Linked DNA regions of Homo sapiens: region 1 is linked to region 2. Evidence: chromatin loops called from intact Hi-C (ENCODE). Cell type or tissue: MCF 10A. All regions are shown on one strand.

What was found. Peaks named below come from ENCODE experiments on the same cell type or tissue, not always from the same donor. Only the 100,000 strongest peaks of a DNase experiment are listed, where the experiment ranks them.
Region 1: it touches region 2 in a loop (7-fold over the local background); 4 of 110 quality-filtered maps call a loop at or near these places.

What each region holds. Positions count from the first base shown.
Region 1 is chr7:48,150,774-48,158,773 of GRCh38, reverse strand. No RefSeq gene overlaps it. Among named protein-coding and RNA genes, the nearest start is that of ABCA13, 17 kb to the left of the region's middle. In MCF 10A, a CTCF peak has its summit at 3,819 (motif pointing right); a DNase peak (open chromatin) is centred at 3,793.
Region 2 is chr7:47,263,236-47,271,235 of GRCh38, reverse strand. No RefSeq gene overlaps it. Among named protein-coding and RNA genes, the nearest start is that of SNORD151, 200 kb to the left of the region's middle. In MCF 10A, a CTCF peak has its summit at 4,835 (motif pointing left); a DNase peak (open chromatin) is centred at 4,705.

The DNA of each region.
Region 1 (8,000 bases), 890 kb before region 2:
TTATATGAAAGGATCCAGAGGATGGAACTTTTTGGAAATCATGTCTAAAGCTGAATTTCCCTCAGAGGAGAACCGGTCCCTCTATACTCACTACAGAATCACAAATTATCTGTGTAGGACAGACCGCATGCCTCATGCATCAGTCATTGTAAATCAGAATTCCATGTCTACTGGTGCTTTCTCACAAGACATCTCATATTGGTTTACAAAAGTAACATTTGGCTTTATGACTAATAACAAAACTTGCTCCCAGTCTCTGCTCTTTTTTGCCCCTCTACCACCCCCCACCTTTTCAAACTGAAGCCATTCTACTTGATTATTTGAATGGAGGTTTTATTCCTTAGAGAAGTGGATGGGTAAGAGTACATGAAGCCCCGCACAGACCAGAGAGGGAAGGAAGAAAGGAGGGCTTAATCCAGGAAAGAAAGGAATGAAGAACAAAGGCCCCTGCAGGCCAAATCTAACTTATCTCTTTCCCAGCTACACTTAAGTCTAATGCTGCTTGGATGGAATAAGTTTCAAACATAAATTGAGTTGGTCAGAGCTGAGTGGTTCCCAAAGAGCCTAGCAAACTGTCAGATGAGCATGCAATCGACTTGAATGCATGAGATGATCAAGAAACACTTGACTGATTCCTTTGAAAGGTTATGGTAATGTGGTTTCAAAGTTGTAAGTAAAATATTCCGTGTTTTCAGGTAAAATTGCCTCTTTGTCTCTGTTAAAAAGCTTTATTAAAATTAGGGGCAATAAGCAATTAGAAGTTTCATAGCTTAAAGAACTTTCATGACTCAAATGCTTCATATTTAATTGTAATTTATAAATCTTGAAAATAATCGCCTCAAAGGTAATTTAAATAACTTACTTTTTTCTGATGCTGAAATTCTCTCTTGCTAATTTCTGTAATTTCTCATTAATCTGAATTAGTTTCCCTTCTTACACTAATAAAAAAACATAATTTCAACTTCTGTCTAAAGAATGTCTCTTCAAAAGATAATAAATGGATAGGGACAAGTGGTTTTCAACTTTTAATGCTATTTAGTGTCCACTGAGCTAAGAAAATTTAAAAGAAATCCTCAAAAGTCTACTAACAATTACTTTTATCCATTGAAAGGAAAGTTGCCAACACCTAGATTTTAAGGGCATTGAGTAGAATTCTCCTTTTCATCTCTTTGAGAGAATCTGAGGTTTAAACCATGCTCCTTGCATCTTCCATTCAAGCAAAATTGTATTTCTCCAGGTGAGAATATGAAATGCAATGTCTGTTTACTCTGGTGTCAGAGCCTCTAGGTCTAATTTGAAAGCATAGGATGGCAGAATATAATGCAAAATCTAAAATTCAATTAGCAATAGGACTTATGGATTACCATTCCTTCAGTGTAAGGATGAGGGAAGAGAATTCACCCTAAAGGAGTTGTTGTCAGGCTAGGGCGGTGAGGAGCTGATGCCTCCCAAATCAACATTCTAGAATCCTGAGGACCTCAGGAAGAAAACATCGATATCCAAAGAGAGGGAACAACTTTATCAAAGCCAATGACAATGATTATATTTGTACAATGTCTTGCAATTTCCAAAATATGTTTAAATGGGCCCTCTGTGATGCTCACTAAACCAATAAAATAGGTAGGTATTACATGTTTTATTTTACAAATGCAAAAACTAAGGCTTGATATTTCACTGAGTAAACAGAGGCAGTTAGAATAAAACTTTCACAGAATCCCTCCACCAAATGGACCAGCTTGCCTCGTCTTTACTAACACCATCTGCCTTCCCTCCTGACACAATGGCTTGACTCACTTTGTCCCTACCTAAAGACAGCTCCCCCCTGCTGCACTGGCTGCATCTCGTACCCTTTGCAGGATCATCAGTTTTACACCCTTTAATGAGCACACAAACACGCTAAGATTGCTACCATACAATAAAAATCAGTTCCTCCAAGTACTGCACTGTATCTTTATTAACATCAGAATTCTTCAAAATAATTGTCAATCTTCTGTCATTGCTTCTCCACCTTTTAGCTAAGATCAAGTGTATATTGTTTCTGTCCACAACTCTTTATTCTATCCACCTTAAATCCATGGCTGTCAAGCTCTGTCCTTACCACTCCACTGACTTTTCTTCTGTGATCTCCATGCTCCATGTTTCCACATATAAGAGCCGGACCAAAGCTAACCTCTTCCTGCGTGACCCCAGCAGTGGTGTTTGGCACAGTACTTCATTCTTCCTCACCATTTTATCTTACCTCCCCTCCCACCTCTCTGGCCCAACCTTCTCAGTCTCTATCATTTCCTCCTCCTCTTTCCATCCTCTGAACTTCAGAGTGTCCTGGACTCAGCGTTTGCCAGTTTCTCCTCTCACCCACACCTCAGCCAAGCTCATGGCTTTAAATACCATACCACTCATGCACTCACTGCTCCCAAATTTGTACACAGGTCTGATCTCTCCCCTTACCAACATTCACGATGTTGGATGGTCCTGAGCAATCCGCCACATCTCCCTGTCTCACTGCTGAACTCTACTGAAATGCCCACATTTAAATTTGGGCTCCTGTCTCTAGGGCCACAGGCCCTTTGTTGCTATGACCTCTCATCCTGACCATGAGACCTCTCTCCCCCTTTTCTCAGAGACATAGAGAACCCTCAGCTGTTCTTTGACATCCCTGGTACCAAGAGTAACTCCGTGGGACTATCTCTGCCTCAATGACCCCCTGTCATCTCTATTCTACCACTCTCATGCCATGAGAGCACAGATTCCCTGGAAGGCTTTTACCGCCCAGGTCTTCAGGTGGAAGTGGAGCACTAGCCTCCTCTACACTCAGGTCCCAAGTGCTATTTGGGGCTGTGTTGTCTCCACCTTGGAGATAACATGGTAGGGGAGAAGAGATGGGTACAGGGTCCCTCTTAAAACTATTTCCATTCAGTTTTTCCTAATAGTCTCATCCATTTGTATTTTAGACAAATTTATCTAGACTCCTAGAGAGTAAATTTTTTAAAATTTGATAAATATTCTTCCAAATTATCCTGCCTTATATCTGGACCATGACCTTTTTACTTCAAAGCCAAGATTTAAGGTTCTGTTTCCAGTTAGGATGGATTAAGACCATCCCACCCTATCTCCCACTTACTGCAACTAATATGTCTTAAAATAGTATAGAAAAAAGTTATTGAAGAATGTTGAAAAGTAAATAGAAGCAGAGAGACTGCACAGAGAAATCAAACTCAGCAAATAACCCAGATGGCAGTAAATTTTTTTCCCTTTTTCTTAAAATTTGGTTCCTCTCATATTGCCTTACATAGAGTTTGGGGCAACCGAAATCCTGGAATTGTGACATATGGAAAAGGCTCCAAGGGAGAGAAAAAATAAAAACACACACTCTTACACTCACCAGAGAACCTACAAAAGAGTCCCTGCAGTATGGAGCTCTGTCGCGTCTCCCAACCCTAGTTCCGGTGAACACCCATAACAAATCTGGACTCCTGCAGTGGTGGCAGTGGTGATAGCAGCCCCGCAGCCTCCATGACTTGCTGCTTTGCCCTGAAGTGCACGCTGTCATAGGAAGCATGCAACAGCACAGAAACGCTAAAGTACCAGCTTCCTAACTAGGGCACCAGGAAAGAGTGACCCTAAGAATTGCTATGTGTGAGGAACATCACAGAGTAGAAGGAGCTAAAGACGAGAGCCTTTAGATCAATGTGTAAAGTCCTGAGATCATCCGTGAGCTATGGAATGGACAAGAATCAACATAGCAAAGACTTTGAGAACTAAACTACAACATTGAACACTCTCCAGGACCCAGACTGGCCCCTAGGTGGCACACATGTAAAGCAGACAAAATAGCACTGCAACAGCTTTGAAATTAAATTAACATTGAATGCACAGCCTAAAGAAAATGGGTCAAGACTTGCAGAGCAAAGCCAACTAAGTTAACTGCCTGTTAAAATAAAGCAAAACAGGCTGGGCACTGTGGCTCACACCTGTAATCTCAGCACTTTGGGAGGCCAAGGCAGGTGGATTGCTTGAGCTCAGGAGTTTGAGGCCAGCCTAGGAAACATGATGAAACCCCATCTTTACAAAAGCAAAAGCAAAACAAAACAAAACAAAAAAATAGCAAGGTGTGGTGGCACACACCTGAAGTTCCAGCTACTTGGGGGCCACTGAGGTGGATCAACTGATGCCAGGAGGTCAAGGCTGCAGTGAGCAGAGATAGCACCACTGCACTCCAGCCTGGGCTACAGAGTGAGACCCTGTCTCAAAAAAAAAAAAAAAAAAAATCAACATTCCCCCAGAAGATTTTATTAGGACCCAAAATCTTGTAACATAATATTCAAAATATCCAAGAGAGAATCCACAATTATCCAACATACATAAGAGCCAGGAAAACCTTTTTTAAAATTCTCAGAGGAAAAGGCAATTAACAGATGGCAATCCCAAGATAACAGAGATGTTGAAATTATTAGATAAATATTTTAAAGCAATTATAACCATGCTCCATTAGGTGACAGCAAACACTCTTGAAACAATTACACTAATTCCTGGCAAAGAATTAGTGGCTATAAAAAAAGAACCAAATGGAAAATTACGGAAATGAAATATAAAATAACAGAAATAAAAAATTCCCTGGAGAGGCTCAATAACTGAATGTATATGAAAATTAAAGAATCGGGAAGCTAGAAGATAGAGCAATAAAAATCATCTAATATGAACAACAGAGGGAAAAAGATGATTGAGAAAAAAAAGCATAGCCTGAGGAATGTATGAAACCATACCAAAGACTCTAACATTCTGATCAATGATGAGCCTGAAGAAGAGGAGAAAGATATTAGCACAGAAAAAAAAAAAAAAAAACAATAAAGAATACAGTGATGCAAAACAAAAAGAATAATTCATGAAAGAAAAAATTATAATTTGAATTTTTCAAATTCAAACATGAAGAGACATATCAGTGAAGAAGATACACATTAGCAAATAAGACCATGAAAAGATGTCCAACATCACTAGCCATCAGGGAAATACAAATTAAAATCAAGCTGGGATATCACTACACAAGTCTTAAAACAACTAAAATAAAAATTAATGTAAATACCAAACGGTAGCAAGGATGCAGTTAAATTAGATATCTCATACATTGCTGGTGAGATGACTAAATGGTATGCCCACTCCAGAAATAGTTTGGTAGTTGCTTTAAAAATTGAGCATACAGGCCAGGTACAGTGGCTCACGTCTGTAATCCCAGCACTTTGGGTGGATTACCTGAGGTCAGGAGTTCAAGACCAGCCTGACCAACATAGTAAAACCCTGTCTCTACTAAAAATACAAAAATTAGCTGGGTGTGGTGGCACGTGCTTGTAGTCCCAACTACTCAGGAGGCTGAGGCAGGAGAATCACTTGAACCTGGGAGGCAAAGGTTGCAGTGAGCTGAGAGTGCACTGCACTCCAGCTTGGGCAACAGAGTCTCAAAAAAAAAAAAAATTGAACATACAGGCCAGGAGTGATGGCTCACACCTATAATCCCAGCACTTTGGGAGGCCAAGGTGGGCAGATCGCTTAAGCTCAGGAGTTTGAGACCAGCCTGGACAACATGGCAAAATCCTGTCTCTAAAAAAAAAAAAAAAAAATTAACTGAGTGTGGTGGCAGATGCCTGTGGTCCCAGCTACTCAGGAGGCTGAAGTGGGAGGATTGCTTGAGCCCAAGAAGTTGAGGCTGCAGCGAGCTGAGATCACACCACAGCACTCAAACCTGGGCAACAGAATGAGATGTTGTCTCAAAAATAATAATAATAAAAATGAAAACTGAACATACCCTTACCATATAATCCAGCAATCATATTCGTGAGCACTTATTTAAACAATGAAAACATGTTCACACAAGATCCTGTACATGAATGTTCACAGAAACTTTATTAGTAATAGTGCAAAACTGGAAACAACCAAAATTTCCTTCAATAGGTGAATGATTAAGCAACCTGTCTCCATACCAATGAAAATGAATGGATGGCCGGACACAGTGGATCACGCCTGTAATCCCAGCACTTTGGGAGGCCAACATGGCCAGATCACCTGAGATCAGGAGTTCAAGACCTGCCTGGCCAACATATTGAAATCCTGCTTCTATTAAAAATACAAAAATTAGCCAGGCATGGTGGGCGCCTATAATCCCAGCTGCTTGAGAGGCTAAGGCAAGAGATTCACTTGATCCCAGGAGACGGAGGTTGCAGTGAGCCGAGATCATACCACTGCACTCCAGTCTGGGCAAGAGAGTGAGACTCTGTCTCCAAAAAAAATAAAAAATAAAAATAAAGGAAATGAACAGACTATTGATACATGCAACCTAGATGAATCTCAAGGATATTACTGAATGAAAAATGTCAATCTCAAAAAGTCACATACTATATAATTCCATTTATATGACAGTCTTAAAATGACAAGAGTATTAAGACGAAGCACATATTAGTGGTTGCCAGGGATTAGGAATGGGGGTGTTGCACATGACTAAAAAGGGCTAGCGTAAGGGAGATGTTTGAGGTGATAGAATAGTTCTGTATCCTGATTGCAGTTAGATGAATCTGCATGTGTGATAAAAGCGCACAGAACTGTACATGCACATTGTGCTAATGTCAGTTTTCTGATTTTGGTATTATGCTACAGTTACATATGATATAACCACTGGGAGAAACTGCAGGAAAGTTACATGGGATCCCTCCATATCATCTTTGCAACTTCCTGTGTCTATACTTAGTTCAAAATAAAAAGTTTTTTTAAAAGGGTCATAGAACAGTAAATCCAAAAAAGTGAACTGTATGTTAAAAAAAAAAAATTACAAAAACAAGACTTGCAGGCAGAGCTTCAGTCTTCTCCTGTTCTGGTGACCAGTTCTCACACACATGGAACTCACAGAGAAGAATTGAATATCCAGATTAAAAATCAAAACTCAACTGATCTGTCAAAGTAGTATCCACCTCTTTCCATAGAACTGGTACAGGAGTTCCCACGTGACTCCATGTTTGCCAAAAAACACATAGGAAGAGGTGTTCAACTGCAGCTTCACTGAAAGTTTTCCTAACTGTTGAGAAGAGAACACCAGACGAGATGTCTTTGTTTTGGATGTGACATCTGTAACAGCCATGGCCATTCACCAAGCACAAAAACAAAGTCAATCCACAAAGGAAGGCAGAGTGAGGAGAACCACAGAGAAGTGGGATTGGGGCCCGGTCCAACACCACACTGATTCTGAATCCACTCTCCATCTGGACCCCTTGTAATGTGACATAATTAACTTCTTAATTGTGAAGTCAGTCAAAGTTGGGATGGTTACCTGGAGATGAAGCCATCCTACATGAGATGGTAAGAACCTTCATTAACAGAGAACTCGCTGGATTTTCCTTGGTTTTGGAAGTTGTTCCCAAACACAAGTGGGTATCAGAATCACTTGCAGGTGATTAAACCATAGATTACTCAGTTCCATCCACAGACTTTCTAATTTCTTAGGTCTGAGGACCAAGGATTGCATTTTTAAGAAGTTCTCAAGTAATATTTACATTGTTCTTTCAGAGCTACACATGGAGAATCACTGTTTTGGACTAATTGCTTCAACTCTTTCCTGTTAATTCGAGCTCCCCTGCAGGGCAGTGAAATTGCTTGGCAGGAACACACCTGAATCCCATGTGATTCAAGGTAACTCAATCCCAAAGGCAAAAAGCATAAGGGAGTCATTTACTTTCCACAGTAATTACCCCCACCCCAGGGACAACATCCTCTATGCCATATGATAAATAATTCTTACATGAATAAAATTATCACTAAGCAAGCCATTCAGATTGTGATTATTTGGAGATTAGCAAGAATAGGATTCATTTTGTGTGACATTAAATAAAAATATCTTGCAGCTAAATCCTGAGAATGACTTGCTCACACCCATTTGGCAAACTGTTATCAAATAGATTCCTATGTTCTGAACACTCTACTAAGCACTGGTTACAAAGGTAAGTTGTCCTCTCTCCTTAAAC
Region 2 (8,000 bases):
ATTGATAGGCTCTTGGAAATTGACTTTCAGTGAAATGGCCTACAGCAGATGCTGGAAATGATGTTTCTTTCTTCATAGTTCCGTTTTAATGTTGATGAGAAAAAAAGTGTTGCCTTATATGCCATTTTGTGTTAAGCCACAGTTCCAAGAACCTATGGACAGCATTAAGTGAGGACTTACTGTACGTAAAGTAAAAACTGATAAAGTCGAAAGCAGAAATAGACAAATCCACAATTATAGTTGGAGAATTTAACATTCTCCACTCACTAACTGGTAGAACTATGCCATGGTTTTAGTATTTGTGTTCTTCCATGGAATCTACATGTTGAAACCTAATCCTAACGTGAAGGTACTAAAAGGTGAGGCCTTTGGTAGGTGACTAAGTCATAGGGGTGGAGCATCATGAATGGGATTAGTGCCCTTATTATAGAGGCCCAAGGGAGCTTGTTTGCCTCCTCCACAGTGTGAGGACACAGCTAGAAGGTGCCATGTGTGAGGAATGGACCCTCACCAGACACCAAATATGCTAGCACCTTAATCTTGGACTCCCCAACCTCCAGAACTGAAGTTTGTTTTTATAAGCTACCCAGTTTATGATATTTTTATTATAGCAGCCCAAATGCACTAAGACAGAAATTTGTACCAAGGACTAGGGATATTGTATAATAAATATCTAAAAATGTGGAAGTGGCTTTGGAATTGGGTAATGTGTAGAGGCTGGAGGGGTTTTAAGGTACATGCTAAAAAAAGCCTACATTGCTGTTAATGGTAAACAGGATTCAGCTGGGAGCACAGAAGGAAAGGAGAGCCATAGAGAAAGTCTCACTCTTCTTAGATAATACCTAAGTGGTCATGAGCATGATGTTAGTAGAAATATGGACGGTAAGGGCCATTCTGATGAGGTTTCAGATGGAAATGAGGAACACGTATTGGAAACTGAAGGAAACAAGTGGCAAAGAACTTGGCTGAATTGTGTCCATGCCCTAATGTTTTGAGGAAGGTAGAACTTGTGAGTGATGTGAGTGATGAAGCTGGGATATTTAGCTGAGGAAATATCTAAGCAAGATGTTGAAGGAGTAGCGTGGCTTCTCTTGACTACTTATAGTAAAATGTGAGAAGAGAAAATGATTTAAAGGCAAAATTTATAATGAAAAGAGAAGCAGAGCTTAAAGATTTGGAACATTCTTAGTCTGGCAGTATGGCATTAATACAAAATGAGATCGCATGTTCAGTAGTGAACGTCAAGGGTGTGACCAAATGACCATTTGATTAGGAGATTAGTATGGGTCAGTAGAAACCAGGCTACCCCCCAGATGACATATAGGTAGCTAACCTTGGTGGCATCAGCATGACACCATTTCCACAGGTGCACAGAGTACATGAGCTATGGATGTGCAGCTGCCTCCACCTAGATTTCAAAAGATGACCAGAGAATCTAGGGGCCCAGGCAGATAACTGCCACAGAGGTAGAGCCACTGCAGAGAGCCTCGGCTAGGGCAATGCCTAGTGGAGCCATAGGAGCAGGGGCTCTAGTGATGTTAGACAGGTGCAGCCGCCGGCTGCAACTCTAGCCTGGGAGAGCCTCAGGCATGCGGCTGCAACCCATAAGAGCTGCCATGTAAGCTGTGTCCAGCAAAGCCATGTGGGCAAGGCTGCTTGAGGTCTTGGCAGTCCAACGCCTGGCCCAGTGTGTCCAGAAGGTGGACATCAAGTCAAACAGGATTATTCTCAAGCCTTAAGATTAAGTGCTGTTTACCCTGTTGGGTCTTGAACTTACTTAGGACATGTTATTCCTTTCTTTCCTATCTCTTCCCTTCAGAATGGGAAGGTCTATCCTATGCCTGTTCCATCATTGCATTTTGGAAGCACATAACTTGTTTGTTTCACAGTTCACAGGTGGACAGCAATGTGCCTCAGGATAAAATATACCTTGGAGTCTCACCCTTATCTGATTTGGATAATATTTATAGATGAGACTCTGGACTTTAGACTTTGTAGTTGATGCTGGAACAAGTTAAGACTTTTGGAGAAATTGAAATGAAATGAATGTATTTTGCATGTGAGGAGGATATTAATTTGGGGGGGCCAGAGTTGGAATGCCATGGTTGGAATGTTTGTGTCTCTTTAAAGTTTATGTGTTGAAACCTAATACTCAATGCGATGGCATTGAAAGATAGGGCCTTTGGGAGGTAATTGGGTCATGAGGGCAGAGACTTTATGACTGGGATTAGTGGCCTTATAAAAGAGGCCCAAGGGAACTTGTTTGCCTCTTCCACTATGTGAAGACACAGCTAGAAGGAGCCATCTATGAGGAATGGGCCCTCACCAGACACTAAATCTGCTGACATCTTGATCTTGGCCTTCTCACCCGCCACAACTGTGAGAAAAAATGTTTGCATTTTATAATTCTATAATATTCTTGTTATAGCAGCCCAAACAGACTAAGACAAATGACTAGACAACAAGTCAGAAAGGATGCAGAAGAACTGAACAACACAAGCAACCAACAGAATCTAATTGGTATGTAGAATGCTCCACAGAATAGTAGAATTATGCATTTTTTAAGCACTCATGGAATACTCACCAAGATAGGTCATGTTCTCAGCCACGAAAAAAATCTCAACAAATTTTAAAAAATGGATATCATCCAGAGCATGTTCTCTGATCATAATGGAATAAAAGTTAAATTTAATAATAATAAGATTAACAATTTCTCATTACTTAGAAATTAAACAACACTCTTCTAAATAACCCATCAAAGAAGTCTCAAAAATAATTTTTTTAAAACATAGAACAGAATGAATTCTGTAGAAAATAAAACATATCACAATCCATGGGATGCAGCTAATGTAGTGCTGAGAGGGAAATTTATAGCACTAAATGCTTACACTAGAAATGAGGAAAGGTCTCAAATCAGTAACAGATGTGGCTTGGGTTGGGTTGGAGCAGTGAGTTTCAGCATCTCTCCCTGCCTTCTGCAGCCTGATTGACTCAGCCCATAGTACTAGAAGCACTGTGATCTTTTGGTGTTGCATGGTGCCTCAGGCAGACCTATTCTTAAGTACATGTAAGGCACCTCTTGAGGAGGCCCTGAGATACCTGGGGCCCACTTTAAAAGGACTGAGTTGAGACCTGGTGGTCTAGGTGTTATCAGTGGCTACACTCAACAACACGGATGAAACTTAGACATAACCACAGGCCAAAAAAGCCAGACCTGTCATAGAGTACTTATTATCAAATTTCATTTATATGGATATCACAATCAGACAAAACTAACCTGTGGCAGTAGAGGGCAGGATGGCAGTTCTTGGGGAGGAAAGAGACAGTGCTGTTTGGGAGGGAATATTAGAGGGGCTTTTGAGGCACTGATGCTGTTCTGTTTTTTTTTTTTTTTTTTTTTTTTCATTTGGGTGTATTCACTGTGAAAATTAATGGAGCTTTTTCCTTATTATTTGTGTACTTTCCTCTATGTCTAACTTCCAAGTTTATTATTATTTTATAAGTTAACGTGGCTTCATTTTTTTCCCCTAAAGGCTGATGAAGTTGCAGGCATTCAGTTTTCACTGGGAATGTCCTCCAGACGGATGTGTAAGAAGGCCAGGGTCAGGCTTCAGGAGCACCTAGGCAGGTTCACACTTGACACCTGTCACTCGTCACTCACCCGCCAGCCCACTGCCTGGTCAACGTAAGGCTGTCTCCTTGCGGAGACTGGCTCAGCACTGAAGTAATGGAGCTGTCTTTCTGTCTGTCTGGCTTGTGGTTTAGAGCAGGAAAGATGGAGGTGAGGAAAATGTCAATCAAACTGTCTCTTTTGCAAAGAACAGAGCAAGCCCTGCCACGTGCTTGGGTCAGAGTAGAATGAATATGGAGAAGTGCCTCCTCCTTGGGGAGATTCTGCATGGTTTCCCAGGCCGTATCGACTCTCCTGGATTCCTGTGCCACATTCAGCCGATTAGGACAGCACAGCAGACATTGGTTGAGTGCCTACTGCTTGCAGAACGCAATGTCTGCACTTCCCATGTTAGCTATGGTTTATGTATTCAAGCTTCCCTCTACTGAAGAAAGCCCAAGGAATGTCCAACCCAGGAACAAACCAGAGTGGTCATGGGTCAAAGCATCCTTCCTGCCATCTGGGCCAAGATATAGGACTCAAAGCTTAAGTCACGTGAACCACCCTGTGTGTCATGAGTTGATAAGTCTATAAACAGCCTCGCCCTGGCGCCATGAGGGGTGGCTTATGATTAACTTGTTAGAGCTGCAATGGCAGCTCCACACTGAAGGGCTCAAGAAGAGTGAGGTGACCTTAGCTGCCTGGAAATGAGCTGTTGAAGGCGGCTGAGGTTCTCCCTGACAGGAGGGGCCCTGCTGACGGGACGTTTCTTCTCCAGGGGTCACATAGCAGCTGGCCCATCCCCATTTTACAGATCATGAAGGTCAGGGTCAGAAAAGTTTAGTGATTTGGCTATGGTCGGGAGACAGGCAAAGAAAAATATGAAGAATTTTTTCTTCTATGGTCCCCTTTACCCCCTGCTTTTCTCTTTGCTTTAATTTCTTTGTATAGAGGCATCCAGCCAACTAGCACAGAATGTTGCGAAAACTTGGCCCACGGGATTCCAGAGCCTGTGTCCTCTGCTATGGCACGGAGAGGACTTCTGTGCACACACGTCCCCAGTGAGCCATTTCCCCTGAGTGGTTCCCTCTTTCTGCCCTTTGCCCTGCATTTTCACAGAAAGGTTTGAGCTCAATTTACAACCTCAGTGGGCCAGGGACTGTAGTGAATGAAGGGAGTGACTGAGAGCATTGTGGGGCAGTCCTGCCCCCTGGTGGGCAGCGTCACTTACTACAGAAGGCCGTATTTTAAAACTTTATTTGCAAAGATGAGGGCTGCATATGTTAGTGGCTAGGTTCAAAATGGAAAGCTAGTGAAATGGAAAATTTAGTGGTTAGAAATGTGGATGCTGGAGCCACGTTGCCTGGCTTCAAATCTTGGCTCTGCCTTGTATACACTCTAGTACAATGACAAGTTATTTAGCTTCTCCCATTTGTCAAATGGGAAAAGCAATCAGGCTTACATGCCAAGATTGTGGTGAGAATCAGATGAGTTAGTACACATTAAGTGATTCAGATGTTGCCTGGCAAGGAATCTTCACTAAATAATATCTAGATAGAGTTACCTTTAAAAATTATTGAATAGGATTTTCTGTAATCCCCATGAAGTCATTTGACAGGATTTGTGGATGTTCAGCATCTCAAACTGTGAAACATTGAGACCCATTTCCCATATGACTAGTTTATCCTCTGTAATAGTGATCACACAGGACAGGGGTTGGTAAGCTTTTCAAAGGGTCAAGGTGAACTCCTCGTACTGCTGGGGCCGAGGCTGCCCCCATCTTCACGTGACTGATGCATTGGTCTGGGGGTCTCCCGTCTCAGTGCACATAACAGCTCACATCATCACTATGGTAAGTTCCTTCAGGCAGGACAGTGCAGACCCTTCTCCCTTTCCTACTATGCAACTTCCTCACCCCCCTTTGTGCTCCCCACCCACATTTCAGCCATCTTTACCATCTGTCTATAACTATAAAGAAATACCAGGAGATAAAACAAAAGAAATTTCCTTTATGAGGTGATGAAAATCTTCTAAAATTGATTGCAGTGATGGTGGATATACTAAAAACCATTGAATCGTACACTTCAAATATGTGAATTGCACAGTATGTGCATTATGTCTCAATAAAGCTATTATAAAAGAATCTAAAAGGAGACTAAAGACAAACTCAAGAGGCCTCAGTGTATGGGCCATCATCCTTAGATCTCTGCACACAGATTGCTGGGGGAACAATGGCCTTACAGTGCCAAAGTGGCTATGGTCTTGAGACATGTCATTTTCGAGACCTAGACTTGGGAATCAACGTGAAAATAAACTTCATTGGCTAGGCGCGGTGGCTCACGATTGTAATCCCAGCACTTTGGGAGGCCGAGGCTGGGGTATCACCTGAGGTCTGGAGTTTGAGACCAGCCTGGCCAACGTGGTGAAACCCCATCTCTATTAAAAATACACACACACAAAAAAATCAGCCAGAGTGGTGGCAAGTGCCTGTAATCCCAGCTACTTGGGAGGCTGAGGCAGGAGAATCGCTTGAACCCAGGAGGTGGAGGTTGCAGTGAGCTGAGGTCGCACCATGGACTTAAGCCTGGGAAGCAGAGCAAGACTCTGTCTCAAAATAATAATAATAATAATAATAATAATAAAAGCAAAAAGAAAATAAACTTTATCCATCAAACACTCTTCTGGCTGGTGCCAATTTCAAGAACTATAAGCACCCTGTAGTGGATGAGCCTATATGATGGCACCACCTCAATCCCTTCATCTGTGACATGGTATCACTTGGCAGCCTTAGCAGCAAAGTATGCAAAAAAAGAACTGAGTGGTAGGGGTAGGAGAACTGAGAGATAGGAGGAGAATTTGGGGACAGACAAACCTCCCAGGCATAATGGGGGCCTCTGAGTGAAGTGGCTGGTTCTCCAAAAGATCTGGGTTTAGCTTCCCAACTTTACCTTAGATAAGAAATGTAACCCAGCAGATAGGAATGCAAAGGGGACTCGTAGATGGGCGTTGCTGCTCCAAGCCAGTCAGGGAGAAGACCAGAGTATTTTTGGTCATCATTCAGTCATCGTCTGGGAACTGGGGAGCAATAGACCTTGATCACAGAAGAGGGGACTGATGAGAACGTGGCAGAGACTTGGAGCTTGCCAAATGATTAGGTGGGGCTCAGGCCTGCACTGCAGCCTTGATAGAGAGCTGGAGAGCCTGGTGGAGACACCAGGACGTGGGCAAGGAAGAATTCCCGTGGCTCTGTGGGCCCAATGGCTGGTTTATCCCACAATGATTGAGTTTCTTACAGGGCTGGTCTGTGATTTAAACTTTTGTTGCCATGCACATTTACTCATTTGTTAATCACTTTCTCAACCAGCCACCTAGACTTTGCTAAGTGCCAGGCATCACGCAAAATGCTGAGAGAGTTACAAAAACAAACATGATTTGTTTCCCACACTCAAAAGTCTTATGGGGAAGACAAATATGTAAAGAAATAATACCAACTCCGTGTGGTCTTGTGCTATGGTTGTGGTTTGGAGGAGAAGATTTATAGCTGTGTACCTCAAACAGGGAAAGCCAGATGGGGATGTCTTAAATCTTGGATCCTATCCTGTATGGCCACTCGGCAGGATAAACAAGTCTCAGCAAGGAGAAGCTATAGGTAGCCAGGATGTTTAGGGGCTAAAGAGGTGGACAGTGATTTCCAAAAGAGAAAACCTTCTCCTTGATCCAAGAAGATGCAAAGTAATGGGGTACAGGCTCTGAATACCTAACGGAAGCACCCAGAGAAAGTTCCTCTTTGCCATGGGCCAGGTGAGCTCATAGCTCTGAGCACCTTTCTACTCTTCTTCCTTTCCCTTTACAAGGTTTCTCTTAAAGACCCAAGATTGCAGCTAGCTGAAGAGGGGAGGTGCACGGCCCTGAGTCATGTTGGACCCTAGAATTCTTATTTATTATTATTTTTTAGACGGAGTCTCGCACTGTTGCCCGGGCTAGAGTGCAGTGGCGCCATCTCGGCTCACTGCAACCTCTGCCTCCTGGGTTCACGTGATTCTCCTGCCTCGGCCTCCTGAGTAACTGGGATTACAGGCACACATCACCATTACCTGGCTAATTTTTGTTTTGTTTTGTTTTTGTTTTTGTTTTTTGTATTTTTAGTAGAGACAGGGTTTCACTATGTTGACCAGACTGGTCTTGAACTCCTGACCTCGTGATCCCACTGCCTTGGCCTCCCAGAGTGTTGGGGTTTACAGGCATGAGCCACCGCTTCTGGCCTGGACCCTAGAATTCTCACAGGCACCTGCACGTCTTCAAACCTGAAATGGATTGTTTTCCACAACTAAGAGTCACTGGGGAACACTGCATTATTTAAAATTTCCAGGGGAGTCATTTGGCCTGCCTG